Linked DNA regions of Homo sapiens: all the other regions are linked to region 1. Evidence: chromatin contacts called from ENCODE Hi-C or POLR2A ChIA-PET data. All regions are on one chromosome and are shown on one strand. The core of a region is the stretch at or near the end of the contact, and the rest is flanking DNA. Distances in the headings are between cores, read along the strand shown. Region 1 overlaps GAB1 (GRB2 associated binding protein 1). Region 2 has its middle 52 kb from the start of TBC1D9. Region 3 holds the start of SMAD1 (SMAD family member 1).

Evidence for each region. Hi-C counts contacts between places; a loop is a spot of excess contacts on that map. ChIA-PET counts read pairs that join two places held with the same protein, here RNA polymerase II (POLR2A). Pooled maps may share reads with other maps.
Region 2: a map with no recorded cell type shows a loop between it and region 1 (8-fold over the local background). The contact joins two enhancer-like sites. A Hi-C loop is called at or near these places in 2 of 37 single-sample maps with no recorded cell type and 1 of 50 pooled maps. POLR2A ChIA-PET finds 5 or more read pairs at or near these places in 1 of 52 experiments (OCI-LY7).
Region 3: a loop to region 1 is called in a map with no recorded cell type, with 4 times the contacts of the local background. The contact joins the promoter of SMAD1 here to the enhancer-like site in region 1. A Hi-C loop is called at or near these places in 2 of 37 single-sample maps with no recorded cell type and 2 of 50 pooled maps.

The regions. Positions count from the first base shown.
Region 1 is chr4:143,377,288-143,380,291 of GRCh38, reverse strand. All of the region lies in intron 1 of GAB1 (GRB2 associated binding protein 1), which reads right to left. Among named protein-coding and RNA genes, the nearest start is that of MIR3139, 35 kb to the right of the region's middle. Within about 2 kb of position 1,476, at least 17 of the 41 ENCODE cell types and tissues checked have a DNase peak (open chromatin) inside an H3K27ac peak, as active enhancers do; they include OCI-LY7, where a contact is called at or near this core.
Region 2 is chr4:140,806,583-140,809,586 of GRCh38, reverse strand. No RefSeq gene overlaps it. Among named protein-coding and RNA genes, the nearest start is that of TBC1D9, 52 kb to the right of the region's middle. Within about 2 kb of position 1,591, at least 4 of the 41 ENCODE cell types and tissues checked have a DNase peak (open chromatin) inside an H3K27ac peak, as active enhancers do; they include OCI-LY7, where a contact is called at or near this core.
Region 3 is chr4:145,480,267-145,483,270 of GRCh38, reverse strand. It overlaps SMAD1 (SMAD family member 1), which reads right to left and starts at 1,418. Exons shown (of 7, transcript NM_005900.3): 1 at 1,233-1,418. RefSeq lists silencers at 600-699, 790-849, 1,190-1,349, 1,520-1,649.

The DNA.
Region 1 (3,004 bases), core at 227-2,726:
GAAATAAAAAGAGCACTAGAGATTCAAAATCTGATAAGTAAAATTAAAGATAGTACCATGAGACTTTTGTACACAGAATGTAAAAATAACAGGGTTTCAAGATTCAATATTCTCATTTTATGAATAAAAAAACTGAGGCCCATGTCAATATTCTCATTTTATGAATAAAAAAACTGAGGCCCACGATTTAAATGATCTCTTAGACTTAACCAGGGTCCACGTTAGAAATTCAATGGAAGAAACAAAATTAGAATCTAGTATGCTAATGCCTAATTCAAGGTATGGTTCAGAATGGACCCCCTCTGATGATATAATACTGTATTGTAAGCCCCAAAAGAGCAGAAACTGTGTCATATTGCTGGTTCTCTCTAAGCTCCTACAAATTACCTTACTTAATACATATTACTGGCCAGGCACAGTGGCTCACATCTGTCATCCCAGCACTTTGAGAGGCCAAGGCAGGATAGCTTGAGCCCAGGAGTTCAAGGCCAGCCTGGGCAACATGGCAAAATCCTGTCTCTACAAAACATACAAAAAATTAGCCGGGCACTGTGGTGTGCACATGTAGTGCCAGCTACTCAGGAGACTGAGGTGGGAAGATCACTTGAGCCCAGGAGGTCGAGGCTGCAGTGAGTGGAGATCACTGCAGGCTAGCTTGGGTGACAGAGCAAGATCCTGTCTCAATCAAGCAATCGATCAGCCGGTCAATCTAATTCTCCCTGTGGTGGGAGAAGGGAATCAGAGGTGGCTGATATAGTAGGCTACCTCATATTTCATTTCTAACCTTTATAGTTTGTTAGATCCTAGGGTCTCAGCACATAGTTATGCAAAATCACTGCTAACCGTACCTGGAGAACAGAGCATCGCAAAACCCAGATGTATCATCTTAAGGATATCCTTAAGGATGCAGGATTGGAAGGCAGGAGACACTTGCAAATCAGTTAACCTATCCGGCTTAAGATTTCTCTGCTCCAGAATGAATAAACTCTATTTTTTGTATCTCTAAGTCCTCTTCCAACATTAAATGTTATTGCTCTGCCTGTTTCCTGAATTTTATACATTTGACACAAACATTAATACTTTAATAAACCCTTTTCAACTTGCCTCTTTGTTTGCTGAATTATATGCATAACTCTGTTACATATATAACTCTGAATTGTAGTCCCCAGCAACCCCTACCCCACCTCAATGAATGAGGCTTTGGTCTGCAATGGCCACTGAGTCCCCCTTTTTTTCATAACACATTTTCTACCAGAAAAGCTCCTCGGGTTTGGGGGATTTGGCCCCTATCACATCTAGTTCCTGGCTTCGGGGCCTAAGGCTAGGCCACTGACATCAAAAATACTGTTGGGAGGCCATGGTCTCTCCAGAGAGGCTGCCCCTGTTTGGTCTCTGGTGAGACCTTGAGCAAATGAATGCTGCTCAGACTACTGGGAGATACAAAGGGTCAGCTGCAGAGTCTGGCAGTGTGAAGCTTGTCCCAGGCCAGAGGCACAAGGTCAGAGAGAGGCCAGGGCTTGGAGTATGAGCTCTGTCGTATAACCTGAAACTTGAGACGGTGGTTCAGAAAGATACTCAGACAAAGAAAAAACAAGAGAGGTTTAGAGACTAGAAAAACGAGAGAGAGAGAGAGAGAGAGAGAGAGAGAGAGAGAGAGAGAGACACTTTGGAAGTTCCAATAGGCTGTCACAAAAAAGCAAATGTTTCTATCATCCATGTAGGTCAAAATAACATGCATTTATTGTATTTGTGAGCGAAATAGGACCTTACTAATTGTTGCTAAGCATAAAGATTTTTGTTACTAATATATGAGTGTCAAGAAAAAGGCCAGGATACAAGATTTTCATAATTAAGAAAAGAACCAGAACATATATTGTATATTTGCATAGGACTTTACAGTTTGCAAATCACCTTCACACAAATTCTGCTCTGATCCACACAACTATCCCCATGACATTAAAAGAAACTGAGGCTTGCGAGTATGATTTACTTGTCCAAGATGCCCAAACTGCTATACATCTGCTACATCTTCAGGTCTGCTGGGAGTTCTTCTACCACACCACCAAGTCTCTTTAAAACTACTTTTCCTCAAAAGCAACCTTTTCAGAGAAACAAAATTTATCCTTATGCATTTTTACAATTTTTCAATTTTATTTCATTCTTAGTATTGAAAGTTGCTGTAGGTTGAGTATTATTAAACAGTGTTTTTATACGCTATACATCATTGCCCCTTGTACGGCAAAGCGTGTGAGTATATGATGAGTTAAATAATCTTTGAGGGCTAATATGGAAACTTTGCCACCACGTGTACTATACTATCATTTCTATGGGACGTTCTGTTCCAAGCTACATTCAACAGACCTAAAAGGGATTGTTTAAAACACATGAACGTGGCTAAAAATAATCACCACTGCAAACCAGAAATTTCTTGGATTTCACTTCTCTTTTTCATTTCATTTAAACATATACAGACATACACAGAGCTTGTTTTCACTGAGCAGCACATACGGCCTAAAAAGCTAAGTATTTCTGTATAACAGAAGAAATTTCATAAAACTCCCACATTATGATGGTGGATTACATAAAGAAGTGGGAAAGTCCCCTCTGTCCCCAAACTGTGCCAAGACATCTGACATGCTCTTATCTGCCAGGACTATACAGTTATTCAACTTAGAATCCATTTTTTAGATAAATTAGCATAATATCATAATGATCCAAAAAAGTTCAAAAAGAACTTCTTGCCAGAATAATTAACTTCCTGAGGTCCTCCAAAAGATCTGTTCTGAGAAAAACGTCTCCCTGCCAAGGCATTTCAAATACTAAAAGCAGAGTGGCAGATTTTCAGTTATAAATTTCAACAAATCACCAACCATACATGGTTGAAAGTTTTTTCAATGAGAATCAAGGTGTCAAGTTTAAGATACAAGAAACAAAAACCCTCCCCCCAACAAAAGCCAGCTTCCAAAAAGGAACTAATCAAAGCATTGTTGCAACCACTATGTCT
Region 2 (3,004 bases), core at 342-2,841, 2.6 Mb after region 1:
CAGGCATGTACCACCATGCCCAGCTAAGTTTTGTATTTTTAGTAGACAGAGGGTTTTTGTCATTTTGGCCAGGCTGGTTTCAAACTCCTGACTTCAAGTGATCCGCCCTCCTCGGCCTCCCATAGTGCTGGGATTGCAGGCATGAGCCACCGTGCCCGCACCCGGCCTGTACACCCATCTTCATAGCAGCATTATTCACAATAGCCGAACAGTGTAAACAACCCAATCCGCAGATGAATGGCAAAACAAAATATGATGTAGAATAGACATACAATGGAATAGTATTCAACCTTAAAAAGGAAGGAAATCCTTATAAGTGCTAAAACTAAGTGAACCTAAGTGAAATAAACCAGACACCAAAGGACAACTATTGTATGATTGTACTTATATGAGGCACCTAGAATAGTCAAGTTTATGGAGACAGAAAGTAGAAAGGTAGTTACCAGGGACTGGAAGAGGCGGGAATTTAGAGTTGTTTAATGAGTACAGAGTTTTAGTCTGGGATGATTAAAAACTTCTGCAGATGAATGGTTGTGATATTTGCAAAACAATGTGAAGGTATGTAATGCCACTGACCTGTACGCTTAAAAAAGGTTAAGATGGGGCCGGGCATGGTGGCTCACGCCTGTAATCCCAGCACTTTGGGAGGCTGAGGCAGGCGGATCACAAGGTCAGGAGATAGAGACCATCCTGGCCAACATGGTGAAATGCAGTCTCTACTTAAAAAAATACAAAAAAAATTAGCCGGACGTGGCGGCGGGCACCTGCAGTTCCAACTACTCGGGAGGCTGAGGCAGGAGAATGGCATGAACCCGGGGGGACGGAGCTTGCAGTGAGCCGAGATCATGCCACTGCACTCCAGCATGGGCGACAGAGCAAGATTCTGTCTCAAAAAAAAAAAAAAAAAAAAAAAAAGGTTAAGATGGTAAATCTATGTGATAAGACAAAAACTTCAGCTGAATTAAATTTAAAGAAGTTTAATTGAGCAATGAACTATTCACAAATCAGGCAGCCACGTGGTGGAAGATTCATGGACAGAATAAGGAAAGGGAGGTTCGGAAACAGCTGGATTGGTTACAGGTCTGCATTTGCCTTATTCGAACACCGTTCGAACGGTTGGCTACATTTCATTGGCCAAAACTTGGTGATTGGCACAACTGTAGGCTATGGTCTGTTTACACCTCCACTTGTTATAGTTTACAATGTACAGCAAAACCTTTAGGCTGAACTTAAAATACGTAAGGAGGCAGCTTTAGGCTAAACTTGATTTAACATATGTGTCTTTTACCATAATTCTAAAAGAGAAGATTTAGGGCTTCAGGGTTAGCCCAATCTGCGTTCAAATTTATGTCTACCACTGACTAATGATACTGCTTTGACCTTGACCAAATTTGTTAGGCTAAGAGCCAACTTCCCCATCTCTGAAATGGAGATGATAGTATCACCTGCTTTACAATGTTATTGTAAGGGTAAATAGCACAACATATGTAAAACTCTGAGCCCAACACTCAGCAGATGGAAATGTTGAAAGAATGTTGTTTATATTATTAGCTGTTATCTTCTGGGAGAAGAGAACTGAAACCTCTAAGAGGAACTAACAGTTTGCAATGCTCTGCTTTCTTTGGCTGAAGTTTTCATGACCCTCTGCATAAATAAACGAGTTTAAAAAAAAAAATCTTCTCAGTTGTGCAGATGTTCCTTTCCAAATATCCAAGTTACTCCAGGAAGCAGGAGAAAACAACTCCAAATCAGAGAAGACTGGACACATGAGTAGAACAGGAATAAAGTAAACATATCTTAAAATGCAAATAAACATTATCTGCAATAATGCAAAATGAACTTGCAACCATCTCGATTAAATGGGGGAAGAAATCCTGTAGAGTCTAACAACCAGGAGGTGGTACACGGCGATTAGCTGTCCAGCACCCTTTAACTTAGGCTGGGTTTAATGCTACTAACAGTCTATTTAGTTAGTATGCCCTCCACTGTTTGAGTTTAGAAAATGTGACAATATTCATAAGTTCCGCCAAGGTTGGTTCTTCTGTCCTACTTTTCCCATAAAACCTGTTACCCCACCATGGAATTTCCTACTACTTTTTAGGCTAAAGTTTCCGGAAAATAACATTTAAGTTTTATGGAGGGAATTTTGTTGTATCATTGGTTACTTTCTAAGTGATTGTTTCTTCCCAGTACATTTAATTTAACTGTCACCAGTTACACTCGAGTAACAGAGAACTCTGTTTTCTATCTGCAGTCTTCCCTTTGACTGTATCAAACAATGCAGATCTTCAGCTCTGCCACTACGCCAATATCTCCCAGCTCAATCCTTGGTCTTCAACAAACAGGATTTCCACTTACCTGCTCTAACACCTGAGGATAGATGAATATTTTCCTGCTTACCCAACACACTTTGACCCAAACTTAATCTACCAGTGTCTTTGCTAACCAGCTCACCTATGCTGCCTGGACCTCCTGTTTCCAGGTGGGAAACCAGGACTGCCATATAGAACCCATGGCCTGATGGCAGCACCTGGCTCAGCTTGCCAAGCTCTATGCTTAGGGAGGTGACTTTATCCAGTTTTCACAAAAGTTCTGCCCAGGTTGTAAATGGTCTAGTGGACGATCACAGATACCGCTATCTGTAGAACCTCTCTTTGCCATCTGGGTCACATCCAGTCGGTTGCCAAGTCCTGAAAATTATACCTCCTTATTAATTCCCACATTTGTATTCTCTGAAAAGCCCTGCTCAAGCCCTCAGTATTTCATGCCCTACACACAAAGTTCTAAATCATAGAGTATCAAAATATTCTATGGAGCTTTATAAAGTGCACACTCCCCAGCCCCATTTCTGGAGACTGTAAATCCACAGATCTGGGATGGGGACCGGGCATAGTTATTTTTAAAAAGCTCTACAGACAATTTTGATGTATGACTCTCTCTGGTTGAAACTACAATATTCAGCCTCTGGTCCCTCAACCCCCTCCCTCCCAACCATAGTTGACCA
Region 3 (3,004 bases), core at 169-2,668, 2.1 Mb before region 1:
TTCTGTATCATTCCACGTACTTTGAAACTTCAGATACAATGGAAAGAAAAGAGGGGGGAGGGCAGAGAAAAAGGACAGTTGTCTCAGCACTCACGAAAAGGATGCTTTCTCAGGAGATGGTTCTGAGACCGGCCTCAATTTTCAGAAGGAACGCGCCTTTACTGGTTATCTTGCACCGTGTATTTAAAAATTGCATGCTCTTCAAAATAAACAAAAGCTCAGCTACTGTAGCTGTGAGATCTGGCAGGCATTTGTTCCTCCTCCCCTCCTAAAGCACATCAAGAAAACGTTCTCCCTTTAAAGCCTTCATACAGTTTCAGCAACTAGAAAAACAAGCCCACATCTGTCTCTCACGCCCACCACCCCCACCTTCCTACAGAAACAACCCCGAGAAACACTAACAAAGACAGGGAGCAGAGTAAAGGAACAGTTGTTCAACCGCGAACTCACGAATACACATGCAGTGAGGCAATCGACTCCGGTAAAGGGAAAGGAACGAGACACCAGGAGACGCAGCGGGTGTAGGCGGAAGAGGGGGAAAAAATTACGCGCCGCCGCCAAACCTTTGAATAAATTAGAGGGGATCTCGGTGCGAACTTTCCTTGACCTCGACCCCAAAGAGGCTTGCTGGGGCCGAGAAGAAAACCCGTGCGGGATGTGGAGGGGCCCGGGGCGCCGGGGTCCCCCGCCCGCGAGACCCGCTCCACCAGGCGCCTTGGAGAGCAGCGCCAGCGGTCGTCCTCCAGCTCCCGCAGGGGTCGCCCCGCCGGCGCGGGGGACACAATGGGTCCGCGGGCCACGCGAACGGGCCTCGGCCCGGCGGCAGCACGGGAGAGATGTGAGGAGCGCGCGGAAGGGGAGCGCGGCCGGGGAGATCCCAGCGCGGTCAGGCCCGGGAGCCGAGGCTCGGGGGCCCGGGAACTGGGCTTCCCACAGCAGAAGACCCAACAAAGACACCAGGGGAGCCCGGCGGGCTGGGCGCGAGAAGACGTGGTAGCAGGTTCGCTCCTCCGAGCAGACGGGAGGCGCCATCATGGGGGGGGGGGGTCGCGGCCCGCCCCGCGCAGAAAGAGCCCCCTTCCCGCCGCTGCCCGCGCCCCCAGCCCAGCACGACCGCGGCGGCCCCACGCGTGCAGAGACGGCGGCGGCGGCGCTGGAAAGCCCGGGGCGCCGAGGGGAGGGCTGGGACGCGGCATGAAGGGAAAGTTCGGTTCGGGTCTGTTTCGTTTTACCGGGTTGGCGGCGCGCCCGTCCGTGTGGGAGCACGAGTGGCCGGGCGAGCGGGGTCTCGCGGCCCGGGTCCGGACGGCCGGGCGCTGCGCCACTCTCCGCTCCCCGAGCCTCGGCCCGGGTTGAGCCGCTCGGCCTCTCCTTTCTCCGCCCGCCCGCCTGCTTTCTCCTGGAGCCTGGATTGATCTGGTCGCGCTGGCGTCAGGGAGTCGGAGCTGCCCAGCCTCCACTCCTCAGCTGCCAATACCCGGCGCACTCGCCTGCCCGCCCGCCCGCTCACACGCTCACCCGCTCACCCGCGCGCCGCCGCCGCTGCCGCGCGACCAGGGATCCTCTCCAAATTCCCGGCCCGGCCGGCGTGAGCGCAGCGCGGCCGGGGCCGGAGGACGGCGCGGGGGAGCGGCCGGAGCCACCCCCTTCTACCGGCAGCCCCACGCCCCGTTTCTTCCTGGAGAAAAAACAGTGTGGCGGCGTTCAGGCTTTCCTAACCCTGCCTTTTTAGTCCCGGTGGAGCGGACTTAGTCCATTATCTGCAAGTGAATTTCGATGTTCCATATGTTTATTTTCTGAAATGTTCATTAACGCTTCCACCGCGCCCACTGAATCGTTCTATAAACGTGGAGTGCATGTTGACAGTTACCTTTCGAGACGCGCCCTTTTATGTCTATCTTTCGTTGCCCCTCACTCACTCTCCAATAATTTGCAGGCCCCAGAAGTTGTACGTACCCAGAATTGGATAGCCTAGTAAATACTGCACGTGGTTATACAAACCCTGAGTCAACAGATGCGTTTTGTGTCAACTCAGGATCCAGTGATTCGAGTAGGTAACCTTGTTGCTCCAAATAATGGCATGCCATAAGGAGATACTGCTTTAGAACTCCACATTTTTGGTCCAATTTCTACAGTCTTTTAGATGATGCCAACTCCCCCGCACTTAACTCTTACCTACCTGATCTGCATAGACATTGAAAATATCTTCTTGCAAGAGTCAACTTTTCTCTTGGCTAACTCTTGAAGCTGCATAAAATCTTGCATAATTACTATAATGTTGAGTTACGTTTAGAAAAAATGATTTTTTTTTGAGGAATAAATTTCACATGAAGCAAAAAAAAAAAAAAAAAAATCACTCCCAGCAATGTATATCAGAATATGTCTTCTAATTAAATTCCTTTTTCCCTTAACCTATTTGAGCACTTACTGGTCAATTCGTGGGCCTCATCTTATTTTCCCTAAAAGCAGCGTTTGACGCAGTTGATCATTCTCTGCTCCTTAGAACAACAGGAAAGTGAACCTTGTTAAATGCCACTCGGATCAGGCCACTCCTCTGTTGAAAACCCTCCCTTGATAAATAGTATAAAGTATCCCATACAAGAGAACATTATTCAGCCATAAAAAGGAATGAAGTACTGATACTGATGCATGCTACATGGATAACCTTTCAAAACGTGAAGGGAAAGAAGACAGACCACACATTGTATTCTTCCACATATGTGAAATGCTCAGAGTAGGCAAGGCTATGGAGACAGAAAGTAGATTGGTGGTTTGCATAGGGTTGGGGAAATGAGGAACCTGGGGAGTGACAGCTAAAGGTTATGGGGTGACAAAATTGTTCTAAAACTAGTTTCTGGTGATGGTTGCACAACTCTGTGCATATACCAAAAGCCATTAAATTGCACACTTTAAATGGGTCAATCATTTGGTATGTGAATTTTACCTCAAGCTATTAAAAAAAAAGCATGACAATGAAATGCAGTATATGACCTTGATTGGATCC